Linked DNA regions of Homo sapiens: region 1 is linked to region 2. The links are chromatin contacts, found by Hi-C or POLR2A ChIA-PET in ENCODE. All regions are on one chromosome and are shown on one strand. The core of a region is the stretch at or near the end of the contact, and the rest is flanking DNA. Distances in the headings are between cores, read along the strand shown.

The links. Hi-C counts contacts between places; a loop is a spot of excess contacts on that map. ChIA-PET counts read pairs that join two places held with the same protein, here RNA polymerase II (POLR2A). Pooled maps may share reads with other maps.
Region 1: a loop to region 2 is called in a map of ascending aorta, with 2.0 times the contacts of the local background. The contact joins two enhancer-like sites. A Hi-C loop is called at or near these places in 1 of 168 maps with a recorded cell type or tissue (ascending aorta) and 3 of 50 pooled maps. POLR2A ChIA-PET finds 5 or more read pairs at or near these places in 1 of 52 experiments (AG04449).

Annotation. Positions count from the first base shown.
Region 1 is chr18:44,916,461-44,923,062 of GRCh38, reverse strand. All of the region lies in intron 3 of SETBP1 (SET binding protein 1), which reads right to left. Among named protein-coding and RNA genes, the nearest start is that of MIR4319, 50 kb to the left of the region's middle. Within about 2 kb of position 5,247, at least 8 of the 41 ENCODE cell types and tissues checked have a DNase peak (open chromatin) inside an H3K27ac peak, as active enhancers do; they include ascending aorta, where a contact is called at or near this core.
Region 2 is chr18:45,244,332-45,251,245 of GRCh38, reverse strand. It overlaps a transcript of SLC14A2 not described here. Among named protein-coding and RNA genes, the nearest start is that of SLC14A2-AS1, 260 kb to the left of the region's middle. Within about 2 kb of position 2,570, at least 7 of the 41 ENCODE cell types and tissues checked have a DNase peak (open chromatin) inside an H3K27ac peak, as active enhancers do; they include ascending aorta, where a contact is called at or near this core.

The DNA.
Region 1 (6,602 bases), core at 3,998-6,497, 330 kb after region 2:
AGTAACCAACATGGCAGCTGGCAGATGCAATTAGCCAAGCGGCTCTTTTCAAGGCTAGGTTAATCCATGGTTTGAGAACCAACCTGTGGAATCTCTGAGCTCTGTGTTAGTTATCTCCCAGAGTGGTCCCTGACACTCTTCTTCTCATCCCTTGGAGGATACAGTGGTCTCTGTAAGTGCCTATCATAATGCTTCTGCTTCTCCAGCATTCTACAACTGACACCATCTTAAGTTAGAACCTGCGCCATGTAATTAGATTTCCTTGCTACAGATGCTGTGCCCCTTTAGCTTGAAAGGAGAGAGACACTTCACCCAGAGATGAGAGGTTAGCAATGCTGTGTGTCTGCTCACTAGTGATCACTTCAGCTAGGCAAGAAAAACTCTGTCATTAAAATGGGGCCTTTGTCCTCTCAACAGCTGCTCCAAAGAACTGGAGAAAAGAGATTTTTAACTGGGCCACACAAAACTAAGATTCTAACCCCACTGACTTGGGAGAGCAGGAAGCAGGAGATAATTACTCCAGCTCTTTATAAAGGTAATTTGCAACACCAACACTTTACATTCCAACAATGACTGTAGCTCACATGGTAACAACGGATGCAGCAGAACACATCTCCCTTCCTAGAACCTCAGTGAAGTTCATGGACATGACCAGAATATAGTTTATTAGAAAGACCATCCGTTTTGCAATTTTGCAGGTGCAAGTTCTTGTTCTGGCTCTAGCTCTATGGTTACTACATGTGAGATTTGGGGCAACTTACTTACCAAAATCTCTATTCCTCTATTTGCCTATATATAAAATGAGCATGAGAATGGCTTACACAGTGAGAAAGAAATGAGATACTGGGAGAGCTAACTCATATTTTTTCCATCTCTTCCTGCGCATGCGCTCCTTACTATCCTAATCTATAAGCACTTGGAGAATAAGGAAACCACTTCAAGCCACTTTATTTTATTTTTACATGCAAAGTAACCAAAATGGAATATTTGGGTATCTCTTATGCTTATACATCTTTGTGGCTACTCTGATTCAGGAATAGAGTTCAAATTCCTCAAGCTTGGCCAATTGGTCCTTCTAATCTGACGTCTGGAAATACATGGGTCATAGTAACCACTCTCATCACAAAAGATCCTACATGCCTGTGACATGAGTTGTGGAGTTCCTTGTGCCCTGGAAAGCCATTTGCTGTGTTACTCTTGCTTGCCTTGTTCCAGCTGGGAAAAGCCATCTCTGATGCCCCCTCCTTCATAAAGCTTCATGCTGACATTTATCCCTCCGTCCCCTGGGCCCCCACGATACTCATTCTGTATATCCTATAGGGCTTAGCACAGTCAGGCTTACAGTACAGTTACTTGCTGCTGCCCTCCCTCCTGGACTGTAAATCTTTTGAGGAGATCCCTTACAACATTTAGCGCAGATCCAAGCAATGACATCTGCACTGACTATGATGATAAAAAAAAATTGCAGAGGCATTTCCAAAGGTATAAAGCACTACTGAAAGCAAAGTATTTTTGTTCTTTTGATTATGGGTCTCCCCCAGTGCGCTAACCTTCGTTTGGGAGAACTCCATGCTTCCCTTCTGCTCTGCCTTTAGCCTCTCCAACATGGATGATCTAAGACCCACTGCCACTGGAACCTCAACCCAGTTCCAACAGGCAGTGTCCAGCCCCCTGCTCAGGGCTCATAAGGCTAAGCTCAGAGAAATTCAGCACTTGACACCCACTAGTCAGTGATTCTGGAGACTGCTGGACTATCAGAATGAGAGTTCAACTACCTTATGCTTCAAATAGTCTTTGTAAGTTGTACTAGCTGGTCTGGGAGTTTAAGCATCATTTATTACACTGTAGTTAGGTTCTTCACAACTGAACTGCCAGTAGACTTTAGGAATTTCCTCCTAAATCAATGGTTGACTTTATGAAGAACAAAACTATTGTAGAATTTGAAGATTAATTTGAGAATTAAAGTGCTTACAATTGATGTAAACTGATTACCTCCTTTTATGAATAAAGAAACTGAGAACCAGAGAGGTCATCCAGGTAGTTAATGATAAAGACTGAAATCGAGGCCTCAGACTTGTCAGTTCAGCGCTATTCCAATTACACCATATTCCTGTAATTATTACTAATATTTTAGTAGATGTGAGAACAAAGGCAAAAATTGAAGAATGATGGCAGGGCAAGCAAGTCATTTGCAAAGAGGTAAGGTGACTATGCCGATGCCAGTAGCTAGTTTTTAATTAATCTATCAGTATACTCTTAAAGCATAAATTGTGGGGAAGCCTGAGTGGAGGAGCTTTCCATAGACTCCCAGTAAGTAGCTGTTGTTCTTGAGGGCTCTAACTCATGTGATAGGGACTGTTGTGGCCACTACTGGCAGAGGCTGAAACCACAGTGGACAACCACTGATGACTGACAGCCACCCTTATGACGATGGATAAGCACAGAGATTATTTTTAAACCACTGGGCTCTTGTTTTTCTCCCTTTTACTAACTCGTCTGATCTTCCTGCACCCCTCACTTGCAGGATTCTCTCTTTCTTGCCGGGCTTAGCCGAATTACAATTAGTCTGTAAGTTCTCACACCCAACTCCAGTCCATTTTCTCTAGTAAACATTCTTTTATTTAGTTGTCCATTCAACAAATATTTTTTGAGCAAAAACTAGATGCCAGATCCCATTCTAGGATACACGGATGAGTAGGGCAGTGGTTTAAATGCTTTTGTTCCCTTCCAAACCCAGATATTGGAAATTTAATCCCCAATGCAATAGTATCTAGAGATGGGACTAATCCATTTCGCCCTCATACATGGATTCATACTCCTATGGATAACAGGCATGCGAGAGTGGGTTCACTCTCTCCTACTCTTCTGCCATGTGAGGACATAATGTTCCTTTCTGAGGGTTGCAGCACTCAAGGCACCATACTGGCAGCAGAGAGATCAGGTAAGTTTCTTGCATCTTGACCTTGGACTTTCCAGTTTGAAGAACTATGAGAAATAAATTTCTGTTCCTTATAAATTACCCAGTCTGAAGTATACTCTTATAAAAGCACAAAATGACCTAAGACAATTAGTGAACAAAACAGCCTGCCTGCCCTCATGAATCTTACATTCTAGTGGGGAGAAAGGAGATAGGAAAACAAACAACCCAAAAACTATGTTTATATCTATATGTGTGTGTGTTTACACAGACAGAGATATATCTGACATACATACAAACCTATATGTAATATTTAGATACAAATTCATGTATGTATATGCATATGTGTGTATATGCATATGTATGTGTGTATATGTACATACAATACACATATGTATACATATATATAATATAATAAATATATATTAATCAAATGGCACAGATTATTAAGGAAAAACCAGAGAGGATATGGGGACAAGCTTAAAGACGGGGGGATCTAGCCGGGCATGGTGGCTCATACCTGTAATCCCAGCACTTAGGGAGGCTGAGGCAGGTGGATCACGAGGTCAAGAGGTCGAGATCATCCTGGCCAACATGGTGAAACCCCATCTCTACTAAAAATACAAAAATTAGCTGGGTGTGGTGGTGTGCACCTGTAGTCCCAGCTACTCAGGAAGCTGAGGCAGGAGAATCACTTGAACCAGGGAAGTGGAGGTTGCAGTCAGCCGAGATTGTGCCATTGCACTCCAGCCTGCCTGGTGACAGAGTGAGACTCTGTCTCCAAAAAAAAAAAAAAAAGATGGGGGGATTTGATTTAGACAGGCTGGCTAAGGATACCCTTTCTGATAGAGTAACATGCAAATGGAGACCTAGGTGAAATGAGCTCTCACATCTCTAAATAGTTTCTACCTGCAGAGTCAGAACCCTATGGTTAATTCCTTAATTCTCTTAATGTATTATATTTTTGTTCAACAAATATTTACTGAGCACAAACTATGTGACAGACCCTGTGGACTAGATGATGACCACATGGCAGAGAATGGAATGGACATGGCTATGCTTTCGTGGAGCTCAAGGTCTAGTACAGGAACTGGCATCCTTAACCACATGAGTGTGAAAAGGGCACTGGGCCGAGCTATGCTGGCTTTGCTACTTCTTTATCTCCAGCAGAATCCAAAGTGGGACTGCTATAGATATTAAGCCCCAGGAGAAGAGTCTGCTGGAAGTTGACATATCTCTGCAAAGTGCTCCAGGGAAAGGGGAGTTTCCCCTACAGTTCTGTTGAACTGTCATTTGTGGGGTCCATCCCAGTGGCAGTGCACATAAGATCATCACCTCAGATTTAAAGTTGATAACTAGAACACAAATTCTCACATTCTCTTGCCATATTATATAGTCAAATGTTTTTATGTACATCTTCTTTTGTAAACATTCTAGCAATTCTGTGCACTAGGTAGAACTGCACGAGAAGGCTAGAAGTGGAAACATTCACAGTTGGAAAGGACCTTTGAGGATATCTGATCCAACTTTTTACCTACTGCTGGGTTCCTGTCCTCAGCATTTCAGAGCAAGGGCCACCCATCTCTGCCTCAACATCTCTAATGACAAGAAACCTATGATTATGAGGGAAATCTCTTCCATTTCTTGATAGTCCAATGGCTTGTTAGTGGCCAGGTAGGATAAATTCCATGTTTTCTAACTCAGAGTCAAGTGGTCTTTTCACTGGGATCCTCTCCTGGAAGGCCGCTGCCGAGGAAGCCTTTCATGGAGAAGGCCTGGCCTGGGGAAACCTACGCTCCAGGTCACTCCAGCTGAGCCTGGGCCCCTCTTCCTCAGGATGAGGTGGTGGCTCCACCCCAGTGACCCTTGCCCCATAAGTGCATGTTGCCAGAAAGTATAACCAGAGCATTGTGACCAGATCCAAAAGTAAACACAGATAATGCAGAGGAACAGGCTGTCCCGAGGATTATTATTTTGAAGTAGACTATATGTGGGGGTTCATTTAATCCAATTGTCTGACAACTGTTTATTGAGAAGAAAGTATGAATGGCTCGGCAGCACCGGGAAGGATTTTGGCTTTCAGACATCTAATCTACTAAGCCCTCCAAAATACAAACCGAGGGCGGCATGCTGTGGGAGGGCCATGGTGAACAAGTCCATTTAAGGGCACATGAGCACTAGGAGGCTTTTCTAGGTGAGACACAAGCTCGCTGTGGTGGGGGCTGACATGCTCAGGGCTTCCTTTCCCCTTCTATTTCCTTCTCCAAACCTGGCTCCCGGGAGTCCCAAAAGTCATGGTGAGTAGTAGAGTCATCCCCTTGAAGCCCAGTATCCCAGAGCCCTGCCATGCACGGGCTTTGAGTGCTGAAGCCAAGGACACAGAGCTCCAGGGCACCTCACAGCCTTTGCTGCATGAAACAGACACTGGCAGGCTTGAGGACAAGCTGGAGAGGGTGAGGGAAATGCTGAGGACTCAGAAATCAACAACTCGAGGAGGCAGAGCTCCAACCCTCCTGCTGGGGGTGGATGGGGAGGCATCAGAGCATTGAACCCCTTGCACATAGACAAGGGAAGAAGATGAAAGAAAGACAACTCACTCAGTAACTGTATCAGAGAACCACAAAGTCGGGCATTTAGATATAACTTGGTCCTGGGTTAAAAAAATTTTAAAGCTTTGTAACCCTTGGTTGAAATAAAATCACAGCTGGAGCATAAACAAATAAAGAAAGTAAAAGCTGAGTAACTCTGGGATCAGAGAGCTGGAAACACTCCCAAATATCCTGCACCAAACTGCCTCTCCCCAGGCAGTGACCCTAGAGTGGGCCCTACACAGCACTTGGAAAGCACTGTTCAAAAACCACCAAGTAAGACTCACCACCTTTTCGTTTTACAAATAAGGAAACTGACATGCAGCAAGTAAGGGCTTCCAGCTCACCTGTCTCACAGGCATCCTGGTGCACGCTATTCCTATCCCACACAGAAGGTTGAGAAGGGTGTCCTTTCCCTGATATCTACTCAGAGGGACATTCAGGAGGTTCTCTGGAGAATAGGGCTATCTCCAAACAGCTACACCTATTAATTTCTTTCCCTGATGGGGTTCCCCAGAATCAATTAATAGGGCATGGTGAAGTCAATGAATTGGCAGGCTGGACAGCAGCCATGCACTGATGAGGTCTGGGAAACCAGGGAAGCGGCTTATTTGGCAAAATCTGTGTTACCAGGTTCAGGGAGGTGGGGGCCTTCACTTTCTGGTACCATTTTCATTTATGTTATCCCTCATACCACCCAACATCCCTGTAAAGTTCATAAGAGAGGAAACTATGAGTTCCATTTTATACTTGAAGACAATGTAGCAGAAAGAGTTCAGATGACTTGTCTGAGGTTGACAGAATGAATAGCAAAGTTGGGAGTTAAATATAGATTTTCTGACATAGTTTAGGACTCATTCAATCTCATTATGCTGACTGCTCAGAAAATATTCTCTCCGTGTCTGGGCTGTTTCTTGGATACTTTATGCCGTATTCACCAAATAGGGCAACAACAGTTCATGCTGCCTGTGTAAATAGAAGGTGGTGTCTCAGTCTAAGATTTCACTGTGACCTGGGCTGTAGCAATATTTACACAAATTAAGTTTAGGATATTTGAGAGCTTGAGAAGAACTTAATAAATATCTGTGGAATGAAGG
Region 2 (6,914 bases), core at 1,321-3,820:
AACTATGAGGATGCAAAGGCATAAGAATGATACAATGGACTTTGGGGACTCAGAGGGAAAGGGCAGGAAGAGGGTGAGGGATAAAAGACTACAAATTGGGTTCAGTGTATACTGCTTGGGTGATGGGTACACCAAAATCTCACAAATCACCACAAAAGAACTTATGTAACCAAATACTTTAACTGTTCCCCAAAACCTATGGAAATAAAAAATTAATAAAAAGATTCTTTTTCTAATGTCTATGGCTGAATTATGAAGTTTTCTCAACCTGATTTCTCTGCAGCCTTCTGCTAACTCTTTCAGAGGAGCAGTGAATATTATTTCTGGTAGGACCTACACACTTTTCCAGTTAACTTGCCTCAGGCATCTCATCTTCAAAGTTTCCCATAATGTTCACAACTGGCTTTCTATTCAGGAAAACATTCCTATAAAGATAACCTTCTTTCTCACCCGAAGATGTCTCAAAGCCAAAAAAAAAAAAAAAAAAAAAGGAAGAAGCCACTAGCCAGAGGATTCAGTTGTAAGACAAGTACAGGAACATTCAGCCCTTTTGACCTCCTGGGTCTTTCTCAATCCCGGGGCAGCACCATTCAGTGGGTTTCCCATGGAAAATCCTGATCTAATACTACCCATCCCCAGATAGAGCTCTGGAGACAAGGGCAATGGGAAGGATGTTTAGAAAGTAGAAAGAACAGGAAGTGAGTACAGCAACGATGGAAAGGAAAAACTCAAAGTGAGAGAGAAAACAAGAGTCATAAAAATTAGCACAAAGGAAGGAGAGAAAAAAGAGAACAAAGAGGAGAAAATAAGAATAAAATTAATAAGGGGGGGAAGAATTAGGCTATGTATGACAATCACGTGTTATAAAGTAGTCATGGAATAAAACGAGATTAAAATACCAAAGAGGACTAGTTAAAAATGTGGCCCCAAATGTGTGCATGCGTGTGTGTTTGTAAATGGTACTCATGATCTAAAGCCAAAAAGTCAAACTGGACCTAATGCTGTGAGCAGAAAAACATGATATAGATGCTCATTAGTACTGCTTTAAGTGCCTTTTGTTGATTTTAGTCACTTGTTTCTTTAAAGTGACCATATTTTCAGTAGTGTTATCAATGTTTGTTAGTAAATCATATCACATGTGTGAGTTTCCACATGTGGGTTCACATTCCACTTTCATTTCAAATCCAAGATCTGGCCTTAGTGAGGGTCCATCTTTTCTTCTGGTGGCTATTAGGTTGATAATTTAGTCAATGACTCTGATTCATAGAATGAATTCAACATTTTTTTTTTCTTTTTAGAGACAGAATCTTGCTCTGTCACCCAAGCTGGAGTACAGCAGCACAATCATAGCTCACTGCACCCTTGAACTCCTGGGCACAAGGGATCCTCCCATCTCAGCCTCCTTAGTAGCTAGGACTACAGGTGTACACTACCATGCCCAGCTAATTTTTTAATTTTAGTAGAGACAGAGCCTTGCTATGTTGCCCAAGCTAGTCTTGAACTCCTGGACTCAAGCGATCCTCCTGCCTTAGCCTCTCAAAGTGCTGGGATTGCAAGTGTAAGCCACCATGCCTGGCCAAATAGATATTTTCTAAAGGAATTATACCATTCATTGCTGTCAAGGGTTGTGCCTGGATGTAAGGAGAGAGACTATTCATCAGACAGAAGAGGAGATAAAATCAGAGAGGCCAGATGTTTCTTAAAAGACCACACATTCATTGAAATTCAGACCAGTTACTCAACCTCTCTGAGATCAGTTATGTCTTTTCTCAAATGAATGTTTTATAATAGTTGTTTCAAGAATTTTTGAGAATATTAAAAAAAAAACAATGCTTAGAAAGTAAATAGCACAAACCCAGAGCAGCTGCTCAACGCATGTTCAGCACACACACAGGCACACACACACAGTTAGCAATACTCCACCCTTTGCATGTACATACAGGGCAGATAAAAAAAAAAAAAAGGCTGGAGCATGACTATGCAAAAAAAATTTTATAATAGTTTTTAATGAAGGAAACATCTCCAAAAATGTACTTATATAAAATATATTTCCTTCTCTATTGATACTGAGGCAAACACGCTTATAAATGGAGTTATCGGTTGCTCCCAAGTGAAGCTGCTTACACACATGAACAGACACATGTGTATATGTAGTCCTGTGCTGTGCTTGCTATCTTAGAGGTAACCCCCAAAGGACGCTGGCTCCTTTCTTCTATTTCCTTGAAAAGGCACTAAAGGGAATTTAAAAGAGAAAAATTATGGAACGTGGACAGCAATGAAAATATCATTTCACTCAGGTTCATAAATCATTTAAAAATTTCTTCTCTCATTTCCCTCCACCCCGCAGATTTATTGAAAATTTATCACCAGTCCTTTCAGGGAAGCTTTTCCCTGTTTAGAAGAGAGAGGAGAATTTTGACCTAAATTGCCTAAGAGCTAAGCCAGAATACCGTTGAAGTTCTGTGGCTCCATTTCAAAACTAGCTTGTGTTTTACAGAATTTCAAACATCCAAGTCACTTCCAGTCACAGGAGCTAAAATTGGCCAGGGTGGAACTTGTGGCTGTCAGAACTGATAAACATTTCCTGAATGCCAATTGGTTGGAGAGCCATGTCTCTGCATGCCATTAAAATAGTCTGAAGTCTACCTCAACATGTAACCCCAAGTTCCAACTGCTTGTCGGGAAATTGAGACTTTGTTTGAACAAGCTCAACCAACTTTTTTAGTCCCACATTCTGTGGTCCAGGGGTCTTATGAGGGCTGAGATCTCGGGGGGAACAGGCCAAGTCCTCCTGTTTCATGCTGGGATAAGAATAATCAAGCTCAAATCCCTTCTGCCCAGGGATCAGGAACTGTCTGCATGCACTAGTGCCTTTCATGAACCTCAGACAGGCCCTCATGTCTCAAGAACAGAAGAAATAACAATCAAATCAAAGCATCCGGTATTTGCTATGGGACGATAAAATGGGTTTGACAATGACTATGACTTTTTTCTGTGTTGGAGGATCTTTCTTCTCTAAGGCACAGTTTTTCCTTGGCAAAACTGAGAGAGGGTGTTGCTTTTTTGCCACCTCCCTACATTTCCTTCCTCTTCCAATCAGTGACTCTTGCCAGCTAAGCATTTACTGCACAAATCTAAATTATCCTGCTACCATCTTCTCAATGGATTATTGACATATACTCTCAGAACCTCACTGATAGAAAGGGGTTTTTTTGCTCCCTACTGACAAATTCAACCAGAGCCAGTTTAGGCACAAGGAGAACTTAAGAGCTCAACTGGATGCTGGAAGGGCATGGATGTTATGGGCCCCAGGGACACCAGGAATCAGGAATTGTAATTCCACCACCTTCCTCTCTCATCAATGCTTCTGTCTGTGTCAGCTCCATTCTCTCCTACATAGATGAGCTTCTTTGGTCATGAGAGACATGGTTGCTTACAACTCCAGTGCCTCGTATCACAGCACCAGAGAATTTCTTTTGGAGCCTGAGTTCAAAAATGCTGAAGAAGTGCTTTGACTGTGTTAATATGAAAAAAAAAAAAAAAAGGCCTACATTAACAGAATAACCAACTGATGTCAGCAGGCTAAGATTCTATAATTGGTCCAGTTTGTTCAGGGGGTGAGATCTGTTAGAGCATGACAGATCTCACTTGAACTACTGAATGAGAAGGGGAGTACTGTATTTCTAGAAGAACGAATAGACAGAGTTATATATGTTTATCAGAGAAATCAACAAATGCTTGTAAAACAAATCTCTCTCCCACATCTAAATCTGAATACAGATAAGTAACTGAGGCCAGAACCCAAGGATGTTTAGGTCATAGGTCCAGGCCTCCACAATCCGTTGAAGGAAGCCACACACCATTACTCTCCTTATCAGCATTTCTTCAACATTACTTGCTCAATTCTCGCAAACTTATATAACTTTTTATACAATAGATGTGTTTATGGAAAATGTGTATAAATCAATTTTTCTAAAGAAAGAATCAAATTTTGACTGTACCGGGGAGTTTGGTGTTGAAACAACCTTTAAAACAAAGTAGTAATTCTGCTAACAGTGCCGAAATAGCCTTAGAATTTACCTTGTGTTTGAATACAGATTTTATATTGGGTGTGCTGAAATTCTAGAGGGTGTCAGGGTGGGAAGAACCTACACATTAAACTTGATGTTCTGTTAATCTGACACTCTGAAAAACATCTTTGGTTGTATCATGGGTGTTTTCCTGTCACTGCAGGCAAGGCAGTCCTTTGGGGTATATAGAGTTGAGTTTCTAGTTTCTTCTTTTTCAAACTGGATGGTCTGAACAAGCTATCTTATCTCTGTTAAGTCTTATTCCCCTCCTCTGAAAAAATGGGGATTACAATAGGTGTTTTGTTTTTGTTTTTGTTTTTGTATTTTTAGTAGAGACGGGGTTTCACTATATTTGGCCAGGCTGGTCTCGAACTCCTGACCTCGTGATCTGCCTGCCTCGGCCTCCCAAAGTGCTGGGATTATAGGCGTGAGCCACCGTGCCCAGTGTGGCGGCACACACCTGTAATCCCAGCTACTTGGGAGGCTGAGGCAAGAGAATTGTTTGAACCCGGGAGGCGGAGGTTGCAGTGAGCCAAGATCACACCACTGCACTCCAGCCTGGGCGACAGAGTGAGAGTCTGTCTCAAAAACAACAACAACAACAACAACAAAAGTTATTTCTACTCTGCAATGTTAGTGAGAGGTTTGAAATGAGGTAAGCCTATGAAAAGACAGTTTAAATTTAACATCACTGTAAGATACTAATACTAACAATACACTATATAAAATATGTATTATTTAATATTGTAAGTTTTTTATTACCTAGGACTATGCTACATTATCCCTTCTTACCATCTGTATTAGTCTACTCAGGCTGTCCTAACAAAATACCACAGATTGGGTGGCTTAGACTACAGAAATTTACTTCCTCACAGTTCTGAAGGCTGGAAGTCCAGGATTAAGGTGTTTGTAGGTTTTGTCCCGAGGCCTCCCTTCTTGGCTTGCAGACAGCACCTTCTCATTGTGTTCTCACGTGGCCTTTCCTCTCTATGTGAATATATTCCTGGTGTCTCTTCCTCTTTTTGTAAGGATACAAGTCCTACTAGATTAGGACCCCTCCTTTATGACCTCATTGAACTTTAATTGTCTCCTTAAAGACTCTACCAAATAAAATCACACTGGGAATTGTGGGTTTAAAGTGAATTTTGTGACCAGGAGGAAACACAATTCAGTCCATAACCCCATTCAATAAGAATCTACACAGAAGCTGCTCTAGAAACATGACTTACTTTTCAAAGCATCTTTTAAAAGAGCAAAACAATAGTATATGCTCTTGAAGAAAATATACCAAGAATGGGAGCTTGAAAATTCCACCAGCTTTTAGTCTGGTAGAAGAGGTGTTCAACAGAACTCAATACATGAATACAAAAATGAATGAATAATTAGAAATGGATGATTGGTGACTGAGTGAGTGGATAGTATTTTATGAAGGAATGATGAGTTAAATTGTGTGGAAATGATCTCTTCTGCATACAGTTTCCAGAGCAAACTGGCAGCACTTACTGAAAACACCTTCCCTTCATCTACACTCTACTTGGCCACTTGGTGGCTGGTTGTGACCAGAAAGTAAAGGCCAAGTCAGAGTGTGCACAGCAATCAAAAGGCATGAAGACAGGATGCTCAGAGAGCTTTCTAAATTCCCAAATGGCCAACAGGTTTTGTTTTTCTGACATTGCCTCTGATGAAATTACACTGCATAGAGCTCTGTTAAATTCAAGAGATCAGATAATTATGGGGTCTGAGGGAGAAATGGTAAGACAAAGGTCACAGCGATGGTGATAAGAGACAAGAATGAGCAGATGCTGCAACACAGAGAACACAGTGGAGACCTCACAGACTCCAGCTGCCATGAAGTCCTAGGGAAAATCTCCAGCTACATTCTTAAAAGTATTCACACATAAGGCAAGCCAGGGTTATAAAATGATTCAAGGGCTACAGGAATCCCCAGGGCCTAAACCTCAAACCCCTTTCCCACTTCTAACTGGAAACCTCAATTAGAAGTTTGCTCCATTGCCTGTTATACACTCCTTGATCCTCCTGCAGAAAGGAGGTGCAGGAAAAGGTTAGGATGGAAGGAATCACAGGAATTTGAGAGAGGCACCCTTCATTTCATTGTGTGATGAGTATGTCTGAGTATGGCACATGGCATAAAGTATTTAGCCAGAAGAGTTGGATTGCCCTGCCGACAGAATCACCACCTTCCACTTACATTCTTAGGCTCAACAGTGTTTGTTTGGCACATGACACTTTATTGGTAGGTATTGGCTGGAATGAATGAATGGATGGATGAATAGACAGATGGATGAATGAATAGATGTGAGACAATTGGGTCTTCCTTTGGCAAAAATTTTAGAGAGTTTAAAACTGTCTTTCTTATTTTTTCTGCCTCTTTCTACCATAACTTCCCTGTACCTTATTCCTTCAGTACCCTGATCAGAGCGGGATGCCATATAATCTTTCTTGCTGATTTGGGCTTTCCTCATACAGGCATGTCTATTTTAAAGCACCACCTGCCACCTGCTCCCCCACCCCCCCACTCCTTTTTCTTTTGAGACAGAGTCTTGCCCTGTCACTCAGGCTGGAGTGCAGTAGGACAATCTCAGCTCATTGCAACCTCTGCCTCCTGGGTTCAAGTGATTCTCCTGCCTCAGCCTCCCAAGTAACTGGGATTACAGGGTGTGCCACCACGCCCGGCTAATTTTTGCATTTTTAGCAGAGATGGGGTTTCACTATGTTGGCCAGGTTGGTCTCAAACTCCTGACCTCACGTGATCCGCCCGCCTTGGCTTCCCAAAGTGCTGGGATTACAGGCATGAGCCACTGCGCCCAGCACCACCCCCCTCCC